Regions from separate parts of the Homo sapiens genome. Here region 2 is linked to region 1. A link is an interaction called in ENCODE POLR2A ChIA-PET data of the cell type or tissue named here. Cell type or tissue: Panc1. All regions are shown on one strand. Each heading gives the region's core, and the rest is flanking DNA. Links, peaks and the distances in the headings are about the cores only.

Region 1 (12,441 bases), core at 2,819-10,818:
GAGAAATGGACATCTAAGATATTTGCCACCTGAGTGTTCATATGTTCTTGGGGAAGACAGGGGAAGAACCCATCCAAAATGACCAGAGAGAACAGTACTTATCGGTGGGTACCAGCCAGATTGGAAAGCCTCCTAATTCACAGGGCTTGGGTAAAGTATGCAGAAGGGTATTACCTCAGTAGCGGGGAATAATTAGCCCTAGACTACACATGGCTCTAGTCCCACCTAACAAACTGTAAAAGCAAAACTTGGAAGGATTAAACTATTTCCCAGTGATTTAACTGCACCCCAGAAAAGAGCTCAAGAAGATGAAAAAGCATCAAGAGGTGAAAACTACACTGTATAGGATTGACAACAGATCGTACATTGCAGAAGAAAAGAGAACTTAGAGACAGTAATAGAAACTATACGAAATGAAACAAAGAGAAAAAAGAATTTAAAAAATGAAAAGGGTATCGATGAACCACAGGATAGTTTCAAGCCCAATATATGGGTAATTAGTATCCTTGAAGGTAAGGTGGAATGGAACAGAAAACATATTTGAAGCAATAATGGCCATAATTTTTCTAAATTTGATGAAATTTAAATCACTTGGATGGTTTAAATTCCAAGAAGTTCCACAAATCCAAAACACAGGAAACATTAAGGAAACTGCACCAAGGCACATAATAATCAAACTTCTCAAAAGAACTGATAAAGAGAAAACCTTAAAAGCAACACAGATGAACAAAGATAAGGAAAATGCTAGATTTATTGTTAGAAGCAATGCAAGTGAGAAGACAGTGGAACCACATCTTTAAAGTATCAAAAGAAAAAAAACCCATCAACCTATAACTATAACTAGAGACAATGTCTTTTAAAAACAAAGGCAAACTAGGCCGGGCATGGTGGCTCATGCCTGTAATCCCAGCACTTTGGGGAGCCGAGGCAGGGGGATCACTTGAGTGCAGGAGTTTGAGATTAGCCTAGGTAACATAAAAAGACCCTGTAGAAACAAAAAAATGTTTTGTAGAAACAAAAAAATATTTTTTAATTAGCTGGGCATGGTGGTATGTGCCTGCAGTCCTAGCTACTTGAGAGGCTGAGGCGGGAGGTTTGCTTTAAACTAGCAGTTTTTGTTTCTGTTTTATTTCGTTTTGAGACAGGGGGTCTCACTCTGTCCCCCAGGCCAGAGTGCAGTGGCACGATCACAGCTTACCGCAGCCTCGATCTCCCTGAGCTCAGGTGATCCTCTTACCTCAGCCCCCTGAGTAGCTGGGACTACAGGTATGTGCCGCCACACCCAGCTAATTTTTTGTAGAGATGGGTTTTTGCCATGTTGCTCAGCGTGGTCTTGAATTCCTGGGCTCAAGTGATCCTCTGGCCTTGGCCTCCCAAAGTGCTGGGATTATAGGTGTGAGCCACTGCACATGGCCTAGCCCAGCAGTTTAAGGTTGCAGTGAGCTTTTTTTTGAGATGGAATCTCGCTCTGTCACCCAGGCTGGAGTGCAGTGATGTGATCTTGGCTCACTGCAACCTCCACCTCCCGGGTTCAAGCGATTCTCCAGCCTCAGCCTCCCGAGTAGCTGGGACTTCAGGCATGCGCCGCCACCATGCCTGGCTAATTTTTGTATTTTTAGTAGAGACGGGGTTTCACCATGTTGCCCAGGCTGGTCTTGAATGCCTAAGCTCAAGCCATCCACTCGCCTCAGCCTCCCAAATTGTTGGGATTACAGATGTGAGCCACCACGCCCAGCCTGCAGTGAGCTTTGACTGTGCCACTGTACTCCAGCCTGGGCCATAGAGCAAGACCCTGTCTCAAAGTAAACAAAAAACAAATCAAACAAACAAAAGGCAAAATAAAGTTTTTTCAGACATTCAAAAGCTGGAAGAATTCATCACCAGCATTCTCACAGTAAAATAAATATTAATAAAAATCCTTTAAGCAGAAGGCAAATGTTACTAGATGGAAATATGGATCTACACAAAGGAATGAAGAGTTTCGCAAATAGTAACTACATGGATGTAAATACACAAGATTTTTTTCTTATCATTTAAATCTCTTTACTTAATTTTCTTTCCCTTAAAATTTAAATTGAGCTCCAGGAGGTATGTATACAATGTTTACTTTACTGCACATGACTTTGAGGTCATCAGGTTTAGGCCATTCTGAAAGGCATGGGACCTACACACAAGGCTGACTCTGGAGTATATAATAATCACTTACCTTTCAAAATATAGGGAGACTGAGCCACATGTTCATCACCATAAAGGACCTCTATCTTCAGGCCTTCATCGACAGTTTCATACATCCTATATCTCATCAAAAATGTTCCATCATTCCTGTCCAAAGGTTTAGGGACATGTATCCGGACCAACTCTTTAGGTGAAAGAGATTTGACTACGACTTTGAATGGTGTTTCACCTAAAAGGAAAAGAAATATAAACAACTCTACCATGTCATGATAATGATTTACAATTATTGGATAGGTGTTATTGGATAACTTAAATATGTTGCTTTTTCCTGCAGCATTGGTGGTTAAAAAAAAATCATTTCCTTTGGAAGATCTTTGAGGCCAGGAACTGTCATGTCTGGTTCATGCATTCTTTTTTTTTTTTTTTTCTTTTTTGAGACAGGGTCTTGCTCTGTCATCCAGCTAGGAGTGCAGAGGCAGAATCCTAGCTCATTACAGCTCCAACCTCCTGGGCTCATGAACCTCCTGCCTCAACCTGCATCAGCCCCATGAGTAGCTGGGACTATAGGAGTGTGCCACCATGCCCAGCTAATTTTTGAAATTTTTTGTAGAGATGGTGGGGGGCGGGATGGGTTGGAGGGGGTCTTGCTGTGTTGCCCAGGCTGATCTCAAACTCCTGACTTCAAGCGATCCCCACTGCCTCAGCCTCCCAAAGTGTTGGGATTACAGGCTTGAGCCACAGAGCTTGGTCTGGTTCATGTATTCAAACCACGGATCAGACTCAACATTTGAATCATTAGTCATTCAATAAAGATTTACTGCATGAACAAAAGCAAATCATTTTTTAAAAGCAAATAAAAAATAAACTTTTTGCTTATTTGGTCTTTCCTCCTTTGGGTAGGATTAAAGCCCAAATAGTTAAAAATCCATGGACTCTAAGCATGACAGATCTCTCTAGTAATCGAACTTCCTCCTTATAAAACACACACAAGCTTTCTTTGTATACCATTTCAGTATCTAATAACCTTCATTTCTGTGAAAATTTCCCCGTTTATTAAGCCCAAATTTCAAGTGGTACTTCTAAGGCCATTTCCTTACGTAGAGAGAGATTACAGCTAGTTACCAGACTCTTGTACAAGCTCACACACACACACACACACACAAACACACACATACACATCTTTGTAAATACTAGAGATTACTTCTGAGTCTGTTTCCTCAGCTTGAAATGAAACAGTTACACTGTAATAATCCATTCCACCTTCAAAGTTTTGTGGGGTTTCTGTTCTACGTAAATAATAACTATTCAACAAACTTTCCCTTTCCTATTAGCTGACATTTAGGCTTTGAAATGATACTGTTGTGATTAGTGTTACTGTGGCCAGGAATAAACTTTGAAACTTCTTCCTTCAGAGAGTGCAGAGGATATACCATTTAGATCACCATATCAAAGGAAAATGCTAAAAAAGTAATGAATCCTTGGAAATCCACAGTCCTAGCAAAAGGAAAATTGTGACCAAAGTTGTTTTTCACTTCGCATATTATAAAATTTAGAATATTTAAAATATATCTTTTGAAATTACTAAACACGTTTGTGAAATTCTTAGTTTCTAAATCGAGTGAGTGTAATATCTACTTTCTTTTGATCTTTAAGGGTTTTTTTTCTTGTGAGTCTGCAGAAATGTTTCTCAGTCTCTTCAATTTAGTAATAACAATGTGGTATCTGACATCTTGCTATTAAATATTAATAATCGAGTACCAAACATATACATTTTAGGATCCTTGAAACAAGTATGATAAAATTACGAAATAAATCTGCTAACCTAAATGAAGTATAATAAACATGGAAGATGCTATAAAGTGGTAATAATTTAATAGGAAATTATTAGAAATGTTGGCCAGTTACCTGAACTGCACAAATGAAACACATAAATTATTGCTTTGCATTATTTCCCACATGGTTTCAGAAAGGCAACATGGCACAGCAGATCGAAATCTGAAGAGGAAAGTCTGGGAATTGGAAAGCCATTTTCATTGCTCCCTCCCCAAACTGGAAATGTACAAAAAGGTTTTCTTATTTCCTGATCAAACAGTCTTATTCTCCATATATTATTATTTTAAATAAACAAAACAGTTATAAGACAAGAATATTATTGACTATGTGACTTTTGGGAAAGACAGAAAAAAACAACTAGCTTCAAAATGCGTCAATTATTTGTAAATTGAAAGTATCAGACTAAAGAATTATGGTCGCTTCCAGTTGTAATATTTTTTGTCGCTGAAATATCATTTAAAAGTTACATTTCAAAATGTATGTATACAACTATAATATAGCCATTGGAAATATATATTTTAAATGTTCAGTTATTTTTTACAGTAATCTGTCATGCCTGTGTCATTGTTGACATGAAATTAATGTTAGAATCAATGCAAGATAATATGGATCAGGACTGAAACAGAAATAAGAATTCTAACCTCATAAAAGAGAAAATGAGAAGAGTGAAATTTCAAATTCCTTCAAATGGAAGGCATGAAAATTCTCATTAGCTCTGGGTACTAATATAGTGGGATAGAATTGAGGCTCAACGGCAGGCGTGGTGGCTCACGCCTGTAATCCGAGCACTTTGGTAGGCCAAGGCAGGTGGATCACAAGGTCAGGATTTTGAGACCAGCCTGACCAACATGGTGAAACCCCTTCTCTACTAAAAATACAAAAATTAGCCGGGCATGATGATGCGCACCTGTAATCCCAGCTACTCAGGAGGCTGAGGCAGGAGACTCACTTGAACCCAGGAGGCGGAGGTTGCAGTGAGCCGAGATCGCGCCACTGCACTCAAGCCTGGGCAACAAAGCTAGACTCTGTCTCAAAAAAAAAAAAAAAAAAAAAGAATTGAGGCTCAGCTTGAGTTTTCTACTCAATAAATTCAAACTTAAGAAAAATAGCTAACTGGATGAGAATGCAGTGACTATGTAGACAAAAGGAGGTTGGCAGCATCAAAGTGTTACATCATTAGAATCAGAAATCTTGAACACGTTTGATTTGGTAAGAAATCAAAAGCATATTTAGAAATTCACTTAGCACTTTTTATGGGCTTGAGACTTTCATATGTATTTTCTATGTCATTTATTTCCTACAAGAAATTTGAGGTAGGTATCTGTCACTCCCATTTTATAGATCAAGAAACCAATGCTCCAAGAAATAAAGTAACTTGCCCAAGGTCACATACATAATGAGCAGCAGAGCCAATATTTGAATGTAGCTTTGCAGCAGTCACAGTTGGAGGAATACTTCTGGCACTTCGGATACAATGGAGTCATCTCCTCCTCTGTTGTTTAGGAAGCTCATTAAGGCCCTCTACAGCTGCAGCAAAAGTGTTGACCCCACACGGTCAAGGGAAACAAAATCCCAGAAGGCTAAGGTGTTGTACCATGAGGCTAAATGGAAATCCTCCAAAAATATCTGGCTAGCTGCCAACGACGAACACCCTCCAAGATCTTATTGTAAACTGACGTACGACAATCATATTAAGGATGATTTGATAAAACAGAAAGAGCAATGAAGTAGAAGTTCAAAGGGCTGTTCCTGCCTTGGCTCTGACACATTCACTGTGGAGCCCACTGGGCAAGGCATTTTAGCTTCACTGAGCCCAGTTTCTTATGTGTAAAGACAGTAATATCTATCCTTCCTACCTTACAAGACTATTTTGGAGGACAAATTAAGCAAGCCATAGTATAAAACACTAAAGTACTACACAGCCAGGAGGTAAGATTATTTTATGAAGATATTATTACTGATGAAGGTAGAAGACTGAGTAGAAAATAAGTATTTATATCCTTCCATCTTGACATATTTCAATCATCCCTCCCTCCACCCCTTATTTCTTTTCATCTACAATAGTTACTCAGCATCTCTAGCAAGCATTGTGCTAGAGACTGGGAATATAATAGTATCAACAGGTACTGCCTACATTCATAATTGAAGGAAATGTTCAATTTAAGCAGGAGTTTACTGAAAATAAAGATACAGTTCTTCCCCCCACCCAAGGACAAAGACCCTATAATTTCTGTTTGTGAACCCCAGTTTGAGATGTCCTGCTTTAGATCACTGAAGTTCACAATATTTTTGTTATCTGGGTACTTGGATATATGTAGCATAATAGTGGCATTCAGGGAAATTCTACACTGTCGAATGGGAGTGATAATAAGGGAAACTTTCTAAGTTGTGTACAACAGGCTACAGCTTGAGAAGATTTTTCCTCTTTTCCAATTAGTTCTTTTGTGTGTGTGCAGTGGCACAATCTCAGCTCAATGCAACTGCAGCCTCCCAGGCTCAAGAGATCCTCCCACCTCAGCCTCCCCAGTAGCTGGGACCACAGCTGTGCACTACCACGCCTGGCTGATATTTTGGATTTTTTTGGTAGATGGGTTTTGCCATGTTGCCCAGACTGGTCTCAAACTTCTGAGTTCAGGCAGTCTACCAGCCTTGGCCTCCCAAAGTGCTGAGATTACAAGGCATGAATAACCAGCTATTCAGTTGGTTCTTGAAGAGGGAAAGACTTCAGGACTTGGAAGTGAATGTTGGTGGCAGAAATGTAAGAAACTAGTTGGGTGAGTTTTCAGAACTATACGGCACCTTTTTAACTGGAAGCCAGAAATCAAGAGGCCTGAAAGGAAACAAAGGGAATCCAAAGGAATGAAAGTAAGGTTGTCCAAAAAGTTCCATTTTATTTATTTATTTAGAGAAAGGGTCTTGCTATGTTGCCCGGGCTGGAGTGCAGTGGCACAATCATAATGCACTGCAACCTTGAGCTCCTGGGCTCAACTGATCCTTCTGCCTCAGCCTCCCAAGTAGGTAATTTTTAAAATTTTTATTTTAAGTAGAGATGGAATCTTGCTATGTTGCCCAGGCTGAGAAGTCTTTCTAAGACTAAAAAAGGTAAAAAAAGAAAAGTCACAGATCACAGGGGTAAACCATGCAGAATCATAAATGTAACTTTCCTTCTGTTAAGATATTTAATAGAAACTGTCTGTAAACTTTTTCGTTTGTTTAAATATATTTATGTATATATAATATATGTACATATAAAACATATACACAACTTTAAGTCATGTATCATTTGGATTTTAACTGAGAGTCTTTAACATACATTAGAGATTGACAAACTAGCTAATCCAGCTCAGTGCCTGTTTTTGTAAATCCTGTAAGCTAACAATGATTCTTATATTTTTAAAATGGGGATGGGCATGGTGGATTATGCCTGTAATCCCAGCATTTGGGGAGACTGAGGCAAGAGGATCCCTTGAGGCCAGGAATTTGAGGCTGCAGTAGCTATGACTGTACCACTGCACTGCATCCTGGGTGACAAAGACCTTGTCTCTTAAAAAAAAAAAAGGAGGAGGGGGGTTGGAGAAAAATCAAAATAATAATATTCTGTGACTTATGGAAAACTATATGAAATTGAAATTTCAGTGGCCATAAAAAGTTTTATTGTAACATAAACGGGTTTGTTATATGTCCATGGCTACAAAGCACAGCTGAATAAATGTGAGAGATGATATCACCTACAAAGCCTAAATTATTTACTATCTGGCCCTTTAAAGAAAAAGTTTGTGAAACCCTGATATACACACATGCGTTTCTGTCAATAGAGTCGGAATTATTTTACCTAAATGCATATCATGCATATGAAACCAGTTGTCTGAGTATTTAGGGTCTAACTGGTAGACACGTTATCAAAGCAATGCCCAAAGACAACTTCAGGAGTGGTGTTCTGAATCAAATGTAGAAAACAAGCCACTGAGGTAGTTAAGGGAGAGGCAGATTCTTGCCTCAGCTCAAATTTCTCCAGTGGCTCTCTTTTATCTAGTTATAAAGTCATTTGCTTGGCATTCAAGGCGCTTGAAGACCAGAGGCTACAATCAACCAGGCTTTTCCGCTCAGTATCATTAAATTACAGTACTTATTTTCCCGAACACCACGGTCTCCTACGCCTCTGTGCTTCTGCACATGCCATGGCGTCCTTCTATATGCCTGCCCAGCAAACCTTCTCATCCTTCAAGTCTCTGCTCCTGAAATCTTCCTGGATTTCTCCAGTCTCTGGCAGTGCTTCAATGTTGCCACTGCACTCTGTACATACCTTCAATTATCTTGTACAGTGATCAGTTATTTGCATGTCTTTGACCAACAGACTGTAAGTTCCTTGATGGTCAGGCATTGTCTTTTCATCCTTAGATTCCCAGCAGAATTACCAAACACAGAAGTAGACATCAAAGAAGTATTTCTTGAATGAATGAAATTTTAAAAATCATTAAATCTAAAAGTGAATTATGTTTGGTTCCTAAATTCTCTGCTTTGCCCAGCTGTCAAGACCCCCTTACCCCTTTCCCAAGTTGGGACACACTTCTGGCAGCTATGTTCCCAGCTGGACTAGCAGGGGCAGAGGCACTGGTTTATTCTAATTGTCTCTTCGCTGATACAACAAGGTGCTAGTTGGCCAGAGCCCCAAATTATACATTAGCAAATCCTGACTGACAACAGCGTGAAACCAGCAGGACAAGTTTTAAGAAGTTGCAAAGGTTAAGACGTGAAGGACAACGTGGGAGGAGGACCGGGCAGAAAGGGATTCAGGACGAGATCCATCTCACCCTCCGTGGAGGGAAAACCGAATGATTTCTACTGAGTTTCCCTAGTTCCTGTAATCTGCTTTCAAAAACTCAGAACTAAAAAGGAAACAAAAAACTAACACGTAAACCCCTCCTCCTTCCTACGGCTCTGACATTTCCTCTGCGTAGGATTTCGTTGCTCCAAACCCACCAGGCCTAAGCCATGTAATCCGACGCGATCCGTCGGCTTGATGACTCACCACTGGAAAGCGCTCCCTGCAATCCCTCACAGTTCAGACAACTAAGTCCGAGATGGAAGGCAACGTGTGACTCACGGCACACTCCTTGTAACGCCCGGGCGCCGTCCATTCGCAACATCAGTCCCTGCACATTAAATGCGGAAGGGCCCTTCAAGTTCATTCATTCATTCATTCCACAAACTTTCGTGGTGATTTTTGCCCGCTTTGAGTATGGGCGGGAGGAGGGAAGAGGAGCTGACCAGACCCAAAAAGGGGCGACACACGCCGGGGAGGGACGCCACGCAGGCCGCGGGCGGACTCCCGGGCGGCGGGGACGCGCGGGGACCCGGCCGCGGGACGAGGGAGGCCGGCGGCTGGACACTACCTGCGGGAGAGCGAGTGAGGTTCTGGCCCTCCGAGTTGACCGCCTGCAGGTAGAAATAGCGGACCGGCAGGACGACGGCCGCCTGCAGCCCGGGCCCCCACACCAGGCTCCGCGGCGCGCTGACCAGCACCTCCGGGGCCCCCGCGGCCACCAGCAGGGCGAGGCGCAGCTGCAGCAGCAGGGCCCGCGGGAGGCGGCGCATGGTCGGCGGGGCACAACTGCGGTCCAGCTCCGCGGCGGCGAGGAGGGGCCGGCAGCGCCGCGGACCGGGCGGGGACTGGGGCCCACCGCGGGGCGGGTCTTTCGGGCGGGAAAGATTGCGGCGCAGGCTCCCTTTCCCGCCCGCTGTCCCGCCTCGTCTCCCTCGGGCGGGAACGCGAGCCAGTGCCGCAATCACCCACTGCGCGCCCTGTAGGGGTCGACGATGGGTGCGCCCCTTCCTCCCCGCAGCCCCATAGGCCCCGTGGAGGAAAGGGGTGGAGAGGCCCGCCCAGAGACCGAGGCTGCGAGTGTGCGCTGGCTGTTGATTGCCAAGGCTTCAGGCACGCCTGGCCTCCACTTCCAGTGGTCTTTCCCTTTCTTTTTCTTCCTTCCTTTCCTTCTTTCTTCTCTTTTCTTTCTCTGTTTTTATACAGACAAGGGGGCTGGCTCTGTCGCCTAGGCTGGAGTGCAATGGCGCGACCACAGCTCACTGCAGCCTGGAACTCGTGGGCTCAGGAGATCCTCCCGCCTCAGCCTCCCGAGTAGCTGGGACTGACTGTAGGCACACGACACCACGCTGGCTAATTTAATTTATTATTATTATTATTATTATTATTATTATTATTATTATTACTATTACTATTTGTAGAGACGGGGTCTCCCTATGTTGCCCAAGGTGGTCTTGAACTCCTGGTTTCAAGCAATCCGCCCGCCTCGGCTTCCCAAAGTGCCGGGATTACAGGCATGAGCCACCGGGTCCGCCGCTCAGGTGTTTTTAAAGGACGTAGACCCGGTGGTGATTGTTGTGGGACGATGAAAGGGTCCGGCCCCAAGATCGATGTAGTTTAGGGAAATATCTTTTCCCAAGGAATGTCTCCGAGTTTACAAGATGAGCGCCAAGGTCACGCCCCCCGCCCTCCCTCACAGCCCTCTGTTCACAGCAGCACCGTTCTCTTGTGGCCGGTTTTGTTGCTTTTCTGCTTAGCAGCCTCCCTCACAGAACCGTGATCCCCCCACCCCACACATCCCTTTCCCCGCTTCCTCCCGCACTCCTCTTCTTCCAGCAGGTGTTTACAGAACATCCACGGAGTTTGGGCCAAGCCCAGAGTGAGGAGCTGGGCACTGGGGTGGCAGAAGACCAGGCCTTGCCTTGAGCCCTTGTGCGAGCTTTACCTCAAAGCCTCTGTAATCGAAGTGGGAGAAGGGGTGGTGGTGCGTGGTTGGTCTCAGCCACCTCCACCACTCCTCAGAAGATGAACGCTGGATCCAGGAAGAGATTGTCAAGGTTACTATCTGCCTCTCTTTTTTGATCATTTTATCCAATTTGTTAATGGATACAAATTTGTTAATGGATTGTTAATAGATCTGAATTTATTTAAAGCCAATAAAGATTCTCCTCTGGCTGAATGATCCAGAAGGAACTCACACCCCAGAATGGACACAGGATTTCTGCACCCTCTTGGGGGAACTTAATGCCCAAAACATCAGAGCCAGGCACTGGACAAGCCTTTGTCCGCCTCACGGCTTTAACCGTGCTACTCAGCATTCTTGCTGTGACCAAGTTTTACCAGGGCAAAATCTTTCCCACATTTTCACACTTCTCTTGACCTATTTTAGTAATGCTAAGCAGTGGTTATGGACAGTATTCTTTGTACTTTGGAAAGGTTTCAGGAACTGGTAGTCAGTTGCCGGTAAATTTTAGGGCTAAAGTGTAACATTACTTGGTATTACTTTCACTGATAAATTTTATTTTGTGGGGATGTCTCCTTGCTTTAAATAGAAAGCTTTGCTCTGTTCCAACTATCGCTTAAAAAAATTGTATGGAACACATTTTGCTCACACTCTTTCAAAATCTGACTTAAAACAATTTCCAGAGAAATAATCTGAGGTTTAGCCGGTACTGGATTATAGTAAAACATGGCCTAATAAATTACATAACATTTGGGTTAACACCCAGTATTTTTTTTTTTTTGAGAACACGTCAGGGAAGCCATATAATTGTACCTGAACACACTAGCGTTTAGCAATACTAAGCCTGCACCAACCTGTTTTCTTTCTCATCTTAACCTGTCTCCAAAGAGTATATCTCTTCAGAGCAACCAGTGCTTTGACCAGACTCTTTATCATTAATCAAATTTCATTCATTCAACACATATTTATTAAATGCCCACCATATTTTAGATATTGTATTTTGACTTCAAAGTGCCTGTAGTTTAGTGGAGAAGAAAGACTAAGAGGCAATGTAAATAGCGTATAGGTGTTAAAATATGGGCCTCAAGAACTGCATGGTCTAGGATTTTATCCCACTTACAAACTAACAAGTTGGCCTGTTACTGTTTCATGGATGCTGTCAAAAGATACAACACTCCTGTATCAAAGAACTTTATTATTCACTGCAAAAGCAGTAGCCAGAGCTTTATGTTGGTTTGCTTTTTGTTCCTAAGCCTCCCAAGCCCTGTGGGGACAGTGCACACAGACTATGATGGATGCCTGAAGTGGGTTGCATTACAAGAGAGGAGCACTGAGCTAAAGGAATTTGCCTCTTTTAGGCTACACAGAATTAAGCCTGCTCTTTGAAGGTGGGGAGATGTTATCTCATCCCTCAAACGTTGCTTGCTACAAACACCGCCCAGAGAAATGGACTGATAAAGAGCTGGACATTGGAGTGGCAGAACAGCAAGAATGATCAGAGAAGTTCAAGGGCCATGGCAGAGAGCCTTTTCCAACATAGTACAGTGTACTTATACACTACATATGAAGGCCAGCTAATCTAGTCTTGGGAGAACCAAGAGAGGCTTCTGAAAGAGATGACATCTATGCCGAACCTTGAAGGTCAAAC
Region 2 (12,441 bases), core at 1,807-9,806, 120 kb after region 1:
ACAAAAATTAGCCGTGTGTGGTGGCGTGTGCCTGTAGTCCCAGCTACTTGGGGAGGCTGAGGCAGGAGAATCGCTTGACTCTGGGAGGCGGAGGTTGCAGTGAACTGAGACGGCGCCATTGCACTCCAGCTTGGGCAACAGAGTGAGATTCCATCTTAAAATGAAATAAAAGAAGAGTCTTACTATGTTGTATTTGAGGAATACATTAAGTAATTTATTTTGCTAAGACTTTTATTTTTATCTGTGCATTACGGCGACATATGATTAAAACCTGTCTAAATGTATTGAAAGAGCTCTTTCAGTAAGTATGAAATAAAAATTCTACATTACAAGAAAGCATTGTGTCTTAATGGCAGTGTTTTATTTTTACTTGTACATGAAAGAACAATGAGTCTTACAATATATGGATTATTAGATTCATTGAAATATGGTATTATCCCCTTCCTGTCCATAAAGAAAATGAGCCTCAACGATATTATCTTTTGCAAGGTCACAAAACTATTAAGTGGCAGAACTAGGAGGTGACCCTAGGTCTCCCGAACTCCACAACCTGTGCTTATTTTCCATTGCATTGTATTGAGCCGCTACTGAATTTTTATTAAAAATCACAGACTACTCTGTTTATTTTCACTAACATTTTGTGGATCTAAAATGAAAACTAGCTAATGTTTTTAAAAATCTTCCTAAGTTCTTTTACAATGTGATACATGAACTCAATAAATTTATTAATAAGACTTTTGACTTTGTGGAAGCAAAATTTAACCCTTTGTTTCTATTTTACTGGAGCTTGTCCAAGCATTTTGTAATTTAAAAGAAGGAATCAACATTTACTAAGCTTCAGTTAGGCCAGGCATGGTGGCTCATGCCTGGGATCTCAGCATTTTGGGAGGCTGAGGCTGATGGATCACCTGAGGTCAGGAGTTCGAGACTAGCCTGGCCAACATGGCGAAACCCCGTCTCTACTAAAAATGCAAAAATTAGCTGGGCGTGGTGGTGTGTGCCTGTAATCCCAGCTACTAGGGAGGCTGAGGCAGGAGAATCTCTTGAACCCGGGAGGCGGAGGTCACAGTGAGCTGAGATGGTACCGTTGCACTCCAGCCTGGGTGACAGAGCAAGACTCTGTCTCAAAAAAAAAAAAAAAGTTTCAGCTACACAGGGCACTGTGTTTTCAAGATAGGTATTATTAGCCCCACTTTACAGATGAGGAGGAAACAGAGTCACAGTATTTAGATAATTCATCTAAGGACAACTGCCAGTAAGTGGCAAAGCTGGGACACAGTTCTTTTGACTGTGAGTGTGGATTTACCTCCCCAATATGCAAAATCAATAAAATGTATTAACTTATCATTATTAAATGCTGCTGAACCAAAGTTACATGTGTCTGGCAAGGAAGAATTTAATGCAAACTTTTTTCCTTTACATATACTTCTTTTATATTGTAGTGTTTGGTGTTAAATAGCATGGCTGGTTCTTAGGCAACCACAGCCAGACATAAAACTATCCTAACTCCTCGGTGATACTCATGTCAGTTTTTTTTTTTTAATTTCTATTTTTTGAAGACAGTCTCACTCTGTCTCCCAGGCTGGAGTGCAGTAGTGTGATCTCGGCTCACTGCAACCTCTGCCTCCTAGGTGCAGTCGATTCTAGTGCCTCAGCCTCCCGAGTAGCTGGGATTACAGGTGCATGCCATGACACTTGGCTAATTTTTTGTATTTTTAGTAGAGACGGGGTTTTGCCATGTTGCCCAGGCTGGTGTCGAACTACTGGGCTCAGGCAATCTGCCCACTTCAGCCTCCCAGAGTGCTAGGATTACAGGCATGAGCCACTGTGCCTGGCCTTATGTGGATATTAATGCTGCATTAGGTTTCTCAACATCCCTGCTTCCATTGACAAAGGAGCAATTTCACGCTGTGCTCTGATTAGAAGCACTGGAGATGTCCAACGAGCCTTTAAAGCAGGGGTTCCCAACCTGGGGGCCACACAGCAGCAGGTGAGTTCATATTTTAGAGAAGTCAGAAGTGTTTCTGAGTTTCTATTTCAGAGAAGTCAAGCTATTCATTCTTATATAAGTTATTATCAGATTAAACTTCAAAAACCTTTATACTTCTAGAATGAAAAGTAATTTTAGGTTGGGCATGGTGGCTCACGCCTGTAATCCCAGCCCTTTGGAAGTCTGAGGCAGGAGGATTTGTTGAGCCTGAGAGTTTAAGAACAGCCTGGGCAACACAGGGAGACCCTGTCTCTACAAGAAATTTTTAAAAATTAGCTGGATGTGATGGTGTGTGCCTGTAGTCCCAGCTACTCCCAGCTACTCATGAGGCTGTGGCAGGAGGATGGCTTAAGTCTGGGAGGTCAAGGGTAGGTGACACAGCGAGAGCCTGTCTCAAAACAAAACACAACAAACTTTAAAAAAAAGTGCACAAATAACAAGATTAAGATGATCATACACAGTTTACTTATGTAACTAGTAAAATTTAAGAAGCTGTTATACATTCAGATTTCATTATTGTGTTAATGCTCAGTAAGACATGCCAAATGAATTATTATTGTACTGAACAGGCAGAACATGTATAGCCTACTTGTGCTGATGAGTCATGATTTTTAAGTTTCCGCTTATAATGCGTATCAATCAGTCACTATGTGATGACTAAATTAAAATTGGTAAAAGACCTTATAGCCATTGATAATGGGGGAAGAAATTATGTTTTATGCTCTATTCTTACTCTACCCAGATCATTACCCAATAGTCTAGTCTGGGCCACACTTACAGGGATATATATACAAGTATTGGTTATTTAGTAACTCTCCAGGTCAACAGGTGGCATGAGAAGAAGCTACTTCTGAAAGAAGTATTAAGGATAGTGTCAAGTCAGTTCAAGAAGCTTATGTGAAGGGCCTACCATTAGCCCAGCATGTCAAAGTTGAGAAGTGCATTAATTCATTCACTTATTCATGCATCAACTATATCCTGGACATCTATTGTGTGGAAGACACCTTGTGGGAAGCCAAAATTGCTAAAGATTATTAGCTAGTTGAGAAAACTTAGTTGTGCTGCTGTCTACACAAAAAGGTTGAAAAGGGCTGAAAAAGACAAGTGGCCTATTTCTTTCTTACCAAAGTCCAGGCAAAATGCTTTGCTTATCAACACAGTGCCATATTAATAAGGTTTTAAGCTTTTTTTAAAAAAAAAAAAAACTAAGGCTGGGTGTGGTGGCTCACACCTGTAATCCCAGCACTTTGGGAGGCTGAGGCAGGTGGATCACGAGGTCAGGAGTTGAAGACCAGCCTGGCCAAGACGGTGAAACCCCGTCTCTACTAAAAATACAAAAAATCAGCCAGGCGTGGTGGTGGGCATCTGTAATGCCTGCTACTTGGGAGGCTGACGCAGAGAATTGCTTGAACCCAGGAGGCGGAGGTTGCAGTGAGCCGAGATCACGCCACTGCACTCCAGCCTGGGTGACAGAGTGAGACTTTGTCTCAAAAACAAAACAAAACAAAACAAAACAAAACAAAACAAAACTAAAGTTTTTGGTTTTTTCTGTGATTTGAAGCTCTTTTTTTTCTTTTTATCTTCTTTTTTTTAAATTTAAAAGGTTTTTTCCTTGTTGCTACTATCTAGTCAATTATATTGCTTACGAGATAACAGAATTCATGTTATCTCAAGAGCAACTGTCATGCTGATTGTGTTAGGAGAGGCTTTTCCAAGGGAAAACTTTTTTCTCTCATCCTCACTTCCAATAGCTATTCACAATAATTTAGGGCATGTTATTTGAGTGAATATTTAATTTAGGAATAAATATAACTCCTAATAATGCATACAAAAGATTTATGAAGTGAGAGAAAATACTTATGACATTTCTTCCATGGTCATAAAACTAAAATATATTTGTACATAAAGAGCATTTATTAATTTTTTTTTTTTTTTTTTTGAGACGGAGTCTCACTCTTTCGCCCAGGCTGGAGTGCAGTGGCGCGATCTCCGCTCACTGCAAGCTCCGCCTCCCGGGTTCACGCTATTCTCCTGCCTCAGCCTCCGGAGTAGCTGGGACTACAGGCGCCCGCCACCACACCTGGCTAATTTTTTGTATTTTTAGTGGGGATGGGGTTTCACCGTGTTAGCCAGGATGGTCTCGATTTCCTGACCTTGTGATCCGCCTGCTTTGGCCTCCCAAAGTGCTGGGATTACAGGCGTGAGCCACCGTGCCCGGCCCAAGATTATATAAATTTTAAAAAGCAAATAGCTGGGCACGGCGGCTCACACCGGTAATCCCAGCACTTTTGGAGGCCAAGACAGGCTGTTTGCTTGAGCCCAGGAGTTCAAGACCAGTCTGGGCAACATGGCGAAACCCCGTCTCTACTAAAAATGCAAAAATTAACCGGGCGGGGTGGTGCACACCTGTGGTCCTAGCTACTTGGGAGGATAAGGTGGGAGAATAGCTGGAACCTGGGAGGCAGACCGAGCCAAGATCACGCTGCTGCACTCCAGCCTGGGTGACAGACAGAGACCCTGTCTCAAAAAACAAAACAAAACCCAAAAAACAAACGGGCCGGGCGCAGTGGCTCACACCTGTAATCCCAGCACTTTAGGAGGCCCAGGTGGGTAGATAACCCGAGGTCAGGAGTTCGAGACCAGCCTGGCCGAGATGGTGAAACCCCGTCTCTACTAAAATTACAAAAATTAGCTGGGCACGGTGGCAGGAGCCTGTAATCCCAGCTACTCGGGAGGCTGAGGCAGGAGAATCCCTTGAACCAGGGTGGCAGAGATTGCAGTGAGCTGAGATCGAGCCATTGCACTCCAGGCCGAGTGATAGAGTGAGACTCTGTCTCAAAACAAAAAAACAAAAAGCAAATAATTCAGGCCCTTTGCTTTTGTCTATATGTAGGTATGCTGCCTATTATTTACCTGAGAAGCAAAACAAACTGGATATTCCAACTGAAAATGTGACTGTTATGACTCATAATTCCTGCTGGATTTCAAATCCTATTGTCTTATGATTACCTCATTGGAGTTGTGTGAATCACCTTGTCTTCCGTGCGTTGACTAACTAGAAAGAACCTCCTGGTTTCTCCTGAGAGATTGCTTTCTTTTTGTTGTGGTCACCATCACCATGACACTGCAATAGGGCGATCACATTCCAGAGCAGTGGATGGTGTACTAAGCCAGGAGCCTGAATTAGGGATAGCATAATTCCATCCTATTCCTTAAATATTAGGTGAGCAGCTACTCAGTGTAATGCTCAGTATAGTACTCCATGGTCTTTTAAAACTTTGCAACCTGGCAGAGGAGTAGAAAATGTAAGGGAACAGCTGAAAAAATGGGCCAAGATAAAAGGTTTAATCTTCAAACTTTCAGTGTTAATCAAGCCCCTCTTAAATTGAGATGAGGACTGACCTAAACACAATTATTTTCCCTTTTTGGGATAGGAAATCCTAAGACAGTTCCCAGGGCTTGAGGCTATCACTAAGAGCTACTTAAGAGTTTCTGAACTATAAGATCTGGCGTAATTAGCCAGGCGTGGTGGCTGCCAGGGCCTGTAGTCTCAGCTAATGGTGTGTGTTGTGGGGAGTGAGAGGATAAGGAGGGAGGATGGAATTGTTTGAGCCAGGGAGTTCGAGGCTGCAGTGAGCTATGGTTGGGGGCCCCTGCACTCCAGCCTGGGCGACAGAGTTGAGACCCAAGATCCAGTCTACATCCCTCAAATTTTTCATGATGCCCAATGTTTTCCTTTGTAAGCAGGGCTTAGATTCCAAATAGATTCCACTAAAACTGTGAATGAGAAACAAGGCAAAGTCTTGTTCTCCTTCTCCAGTGTGTTCCCCTCAATGCTCTAAGAGCATTATTTGTTAATGGAACATCATGTTTGGGTACAAGGGGAGGCGAAGGGAAGAGGGAAGGAAGGAGAAGGCAAGGAGGATGACTAAAGGTACTTCAGTGGTTCAGAAAGAGGTAGAAGATTTACCTGTTGGCTACTGCCTTGTTAGCCTACTAGATGCAGATGCTGTTTGTGGGCAGGAAAAGCTTGTCATCTTGCAAAGGTGCACAGGAGGCAAGACTTTTTTTTCCCTATGTCCTTTCTGTATTTTCTGTTAACACCAGATGCACACCAGAGATGTTCTAAGCAGGTTAAAAGTGGCTTGGGATTATATCTGATTAGCAAAGAGTTAATGAATTTGTGGCAAAATTCTGAGTGAATTAAAAAAGAAAGTCAGCTGCAGCATAAGCTTCCTAAGCCACTTATGCAGGATGCTTAAGGACAGTCTAACCTGTTAGAGAATCATTACAAGGTATATACCACTCTATCCCTTTCCTTACCTCTTGTAAGCTTCTGTGGCATAATGAGACTTCATGTTTATTTTAGTGTATATATTTGTTGGAGTTACTAATAAAATAAGAAATTAAAAGAGAACATTTTTAAAAAATTCAGATACGTTTGAATAGACAAAAGAAAGAGGCATTTGTTTAGGGATTAGAGGTAGGTGGATGGGGGTGTGTATGCCCCCACATACTCATTTGTGGAATTTGTGATGCATTTTTAAGGAGGAACAGTCCTGGTAACCATTAAGAAATATTTCTGCCAGACACATTTGTTTTCCTAGAGTGTTCTTAGGACAGTATTCTGAGAATATTTCAGTCTGCTTCCACTTAGCACTTGAAATACACAAATCCTGAACAGAAAAGGTTCACATTGCGTAGTCCCCTGCCTGAAAAATAATCATATCCAGTTTTCACTGGAGTTTCTGGGAAAGCTGAAAATTTCACTTCTACAACTCAAGTTTTACCCAGAATCAAATACAGAAACCTTATAAAGAAACATGAATTTAAAAAATTAACTATATTGTGTTATTTCCTCTATTCCCTTCCCCCTCCCTCCATGTAAATAAAATTGGTAACATCACAAACAGTAGTTATTCTTTTGGTAAATATGATTCATGTCTATAGCAGCCCCTTGTGAAATGTTATTTCATACTATCTAATTCTCATGGCTGCCTGAGGCTGGTGGTTGAGAGATGATTATCCTTATACATGGAATGTTAGATGAAATCTGGTATCACTCTGGCCACTAATATAAATGTGTACTGATGCTGTCCGAAAATGGATGGTCTACCTCACATGGCTTTCATGATCTGTAAGATAATCCTTACTGTTCCTATCATTGTGTGTCTGTGAATGTTTTCTCTGTCTCTGTCTGCTAAGTCAAAGGCTATATACATTTTATATATATGTTCATGTATTTATGTATAGATCTTTTGTGTCTACATATCTATGTAGATCTATGATTTTTTGCCTCAAATTCTTGAATTTTATATCCATTCTTTAGGAATCAAATCTGATGGCTTATTGTTTATCTATACATATTTGTTTTTTATTGAGTATAGACTGCTTGTCTTCCTTTTGTCCACCAAATTAATATCCTACAAATAGATGAGTTGTTTAACAGTCATTGTTATTGAAAATTAATTTTCAGTATCTTGTTGATAGTGACTGCAATCATAAGCGTCACTCTCTCCAACCCAAAATAGTACTGCCATCTGTCTGTATAATCAGAGGACTGGCCCCAGGACCCCTGCAAATCCCCAATCCCCACATACTCAAGTTCAGCAATCCACCCTGTAGAACCCCCATAGATGAAAAGTTTACCCTGCGTATATCAGGATTTCCCATCCCAGGAATACTGTGTTTTCAGTCTGTTCTTGGTTGAAAAGAATCTCATGTAAATGGATCAGCGCAGTTCAAACCCCGGTTGTTGAAGGGGAAACTGTATGTGGATTTTGACAAAAGTGTCCTGGATCTTTATAGCCTTTCTGTGTAGAAATATGTTTTGCTCTTCTTGTACCTTGTAACATGATACCATCTGGCTTTTACTAGAGTGTCGTTTATGGCCGTGGTGGAAGCTCTTAGTCTAACATTGGGTCAAGAATAGGCATGGAAACTCCCAGACATGGCAAGGCCATCTTTGAGATTTCTGGTAGGATAAGGAGGTGGAGCTTCTACTCTTCTTGGGAAAATTCTTTCAGCTAGTTCTCCTCTCCCCTCTTGCCAGTGGTTGGGGGAAGCAGGACACCTCTTCTCCCCAAGGGGAAATGGAGCAATTTTTTTTTATTATAAAAGACCAGATTCCTTGGAACATATCCTCGTGGAGAAAAAAATAACTCTATCTATTAGATAAGTAAAATAAATTCTGTTCTAATATATAAACAGCCATATTCTAATAGGTCAGAACTATTTTTCTCTATTTTACAGATGAGAAAGGGTAGACTCAAAGAAGTTAAATTTCTTACTCAAGTTTACATAGCTATTATGTATTATTGCAATTTTTGTAGGTAAAATTGAAAAAGGTTATATGACAAGCTCATATCATTCAACCTAATAGAAAATCCAGGGCTGCAGTGCATGGACTCTATCTCCCACCCTAGAGTCTTATCTTATGTTGAAGTGAACTAAATATGGCCTGAGAAGGACTCTGTACTTCTATATTTGAGTCCTTGTGGAGAACCATAACCTAGCTTAATAGGCAGACAAAACTGAAAACTAAACTTAGGAGTATGCACCTGTAACAATAGCTGAGTGTTGGTCAATCCCAGCAGCCATACTTCAACCACTCATAGACTGCTGAGTGTTCAAACTGCGTTCAAATATGGCAAACACTGAGCTGTAACCAATCTCACTGTTTCCGTACCTCATTTCCGATCCCTGTACGTCACTTTACTTTTTTTAATCTATAAATTTGTTCTGACCACGATATACCCCAGGAGTCTCTCTGACTCTGCTGTAATTCTGAAGGCTACCCTATTCACAAATTGTTTCCTTTTTTTTTTTTTTTGCTCAACTAAACTCCATCAAATTTGACTTGTCTCAAGTTTCCTTTTAACACTTACATACCACTGTTTCTTACTTGGATCTTTAATGATGACTTGAATTGTTTTAATTTAAATGTTACTTAATATGTACAAACAAAAAATTAGGTACAAACTTCTGATTCATGTAGCTTTATTAAACTATATGGGCAATAATTTTTTTAAACTTAAAAATTAAAAAAAGAAAACTAAATAACCTAAAAATCTATTTACCAATATGTATGTCATGAAACAGAGGGTATAGTGTTGCTGAAAGAAAACAATGAACTAGGTTTTTAAAAAAATCAGCCATTGGTTACTTTAATGAAATATTCATTTTAATACTGTATCCTCCCGATGCAACGCTAATGAATAAAACACACTGTTTTCAGAATTTTTTTAACTGCATACTTACTACTATACATAGTAGTCATGAACTGTTGAACTTCTGTGTACAGAAGTGAAATTTATGTAACCTATCTACTCATTTATGACAATATGCCTTTTATAGTATTTGCTGTGTGATGACTCAATTCTTCTACCAGTTATCTCTATCTGACTACTTGTAAAACTTTCTCTCACTTCATGCCTCCACTTGGATTGAAACCATCATTCATATATTACATTTGCTTCTTGTGTTTTTTTCTCATTGGTTTATAACAATCAAAGTAGTTCATGACTCCACTGTATCATATCATTTTCATACAAGCAAATGGAAGTCTCAATGGATTAACTTTTCTATAAAACTAAAGTTTTTTTCTATGAAATTGCCTTTAATTTTGAATTTTCACTTCAATGAAATAAGTTTGATTTTGGTAAAAGAATGAAACATCAGTACTACTTTGAACACAGTTAACTGTCATTTTAAAATCAAGACATAAAAGCAACCACAGATGCTTGCCAAGAAATTAAAAATTCAATGCTAAACATGTAGTTCTAACAACAAAGAGGACTAAGATAACACAGAATCTTCTCTCGTAAACCTCAAAATGCTGGATGCAATGTAGCTATTTAGAGGTACAATATAATTATATGTAACTACATAGAGAAAGGAAACTCCCCATACCAGAAATGGAAAAAAGATGTGAAAGCCTTGTGGTAAGCACACAGACTGACTCTGCAATTTTACACTTAGAAATTAACAATGCTATTTAAGACCATAGGTCTTAAGCCTATGCAGGGACACTGAGAGCGATGTGCCTGTGTGAAAGAATGACTAGAAGAACTCTCCCCATAGTCTCAGGGAGACTCAAAGGAAACATGTCAATGCCTAGGTTTTTGGGCAGAAAACAACATAAGCTCTTTCAAGAAATTAAAACCCCAGGTACTCCATGGACAGATGTGGAATTTCCTGTATTGTCCAGAAACTCCCCGAGTCACAAAGTTAATGTAAACCTCAACTTGACAGTATGCCAGAAGCAAAAATTAAATAAACAAATAGCTGGGCATGGTGGCTCATGCCTGTAATCCCAGCACTTTGGGAGGCTAAGGCGGGTGTATTGCTTGAAGCCAAGAGTTAGAGACCAACCTGGCCAACATGGCAAAACCCTGTCTGCACTAAAATAAAAAAAAAATTAGCCAGGCATGGTGGTGCGTGTCTGTAGTCCCAGATACTCAGGAGGCTGAGGCATGAGAATCTCTTGAACCTGGGAGGTGGAGGTTGCAGTGAGCCGAGATTGCACCACTGCACTCCAGCCTGAGTGACAGAGTAAGACTCTGTCTCAATAAATAAGTAAAAAATTAAAAAATAAATGTATTACTCTGTTTTCACGCTGCTATAAAGAACTGCCCAAGACCAGGTAATTTATAAAGGAAAGAGGTTTAATTGACTTCCAGTTCTGCATTGCCTGGGAGGCCTCAGGAAACTTACAATCATGACTGAAGGCAAAGGGGAAGGAATGAATCTTCTTCACAGGGCAGCAAGAGGGAGAAGTGCTAGCAGGGGAAATGCCGGGCACTCCCAAAACCATCAGATCTTGTGAGAACTCACTATCATGAGAACAGCAAGGGGGAAACTGCCTCCATGATCCAATCACTTCCCACTGGGTCCCTCCCACGACATGTGGGGATAATGGGGATTGCAATTCAAGATGAGATTGTGGTGGGGACACAGACAAACCATATAAATAAATAAATAAACAAACAAATAAGCTACTTTACAGGGTACTTCCAAACCCAAGGCTACAAAGAAAAAATGATCCCCAGTGAAATGACAAAATACAGGAGGAAATAATCCACCATGTGTGAAAGTTATCAGATTCAATAAACAGCAGTTATATACTCCCTCCCAAGCACTTCAGCTTATAGCACTATAAAATAAGTATGTTTAAAACAAGAGATAAGAAAGAATAGGAATTACAGGAAAATAAGATCAAAGTCCTACTTTTAAAAAATAAAATTTCTAAAAATTAAAATAAAAAAATACAGCTACACTAATTCTTAAATAGACAATTCATGACCTGAAATTTAGATCTAAGGAAATATATACAAATGTGACTCTCAAAAGCTTGAGAAATGGAAAATATGAAAGATAGTTTAAGAGATATGGAAGAAAGAAGAAAAATGTCCAGTGCCTATCTAATAGGAATTTCCAAAGGAGAGAATGAAGAGTGGGAGAGGCAGTATTTCAAATGATAATGTCTGAGAATTTTCTTAAATTAATGAAAGACATGAATCTTCAGGATAACTAATGATGGAACACCTCAAATGAAAAGAAAATATTAAGACACCCAAAGATTTTTAAAACTTAAACTAAAAGAGAACATTAGTTAAAATGACAATAGACTTTTCAACAGAAATTATCAAATTCAGAGTCAATGGAATAAAAGTTGCAAAACTGTCAACTTAGAATTCTATCCCCAACTAAATTATCATTCAATTGTCAAAATAAAATAAGGCAAAATAAAAATATTTTAATACAAAACAGAGAAGATTTACCACTCACATTCCTTGCTAAAAGAGCTAAAGAAGGATTTACTTTAGGCAGAAACAATTTGAACAAAAAGGGAAGGATGAAGGCAAAGAGGGGTTGAGTGATCAAGGAGAAGGAAGATACTGGTTTTGACTTCTTGCCTCATTTCTTCCCCATTCCAGAAGGGCTTCTATGTTCCTTTCTATTCTTATTTTTTCTATTTTTAATTTTTTTTGTAGAAACAGGATCTTACGATGTTGCCCAGGCTGGTCTCAAACTCCTGGGCTCAAGCAATCCTCCCACCTCCCAAAGTGCTGAGATGACAGGCACGAGCCACTGCACCTGGCCTGTCCCTTTCTATTCTTATGGTTACTTGCCCTCTATCATCTCTTCTTCATTCTGTGGAACTTCCTTCTGGTTAGTATCTTCTTCCCTGGGCACCATCAGGCTCAGCATGAATTATAGTAGGGTACTGTGAAACATAATAAATGAGGGGAATAAGAAATAGCCCGAAGAATATTTTCAAGATATTTTTGATGTAATGATTATATTAATATCATTAGATTATCACTGGAATGAAAATATGAAATTTTAAAGTCCTATGTCCAATGGTTCAAGGCCACCAATTTGAAAGACCTGCTCAATAACATTTGGCCTCTTCTCTCACGGTTGTTTTAATTTTTTCTTAGCACCAG

Evidence for each region. Peaks named below come from ENCODE experiments on the same cell type or tissue, not always from the same donor. Only the 100,000 strongest peaks of a DNase experiment are listed, where the experiment ranks them.
Region 2: POLR2A ChIA-PET joins it to region 1 with 16 read pairs; 5 of 35 experiments call an interaction of 5 or more read pairs at or near these places.

Annotation. Positions count from the first base shown.
Region 1 is chr11:108,488,764-108,501,204 of GRCh38, forward strand. It overlaps POGLUT3 (protein O-glucosyltransferase 3), which reads right to left and starts at 9,621. Exons shown (of 8, transcript NM_153705.5): 1 at 9,402-9,621; 2 at 2,207-2,404. The coding sequence starts at 9,603. It overlaps LOC112267909 (a long non-coding RNA gene), which reads left to right and starts at 10,298. Exons shown (of 3, transcript XR_007062880.1): 1 at 10,298-10,887. RefSeq lists a silencer at 9,254-9,773. In Panc1, for the core only: no CTCF peak of the experiment used is centred there; DNase peaks (open chromatin) are centred at 8,398 and 9,028; H3K4me3 peaks cover 2,592 bases; H3K27ac peaks cover 2,435 bases.
Region 2 is chr11:108,611,715-108,624,155 of GRCh38, forward strand. No RefSeq gene overlaps it. Among named protein-coding and RNA genes, the nearest start is that of EXPH5, 24 kb to the left of the region's middle. RefSeq lists enhancers at 4,715-5,914, 10,253-10,332. In Panc1, for the core only: no CTCF peak of the experiment used is centred there; DNase peaks (open chromatin) are centred at 5,047 and 9,327.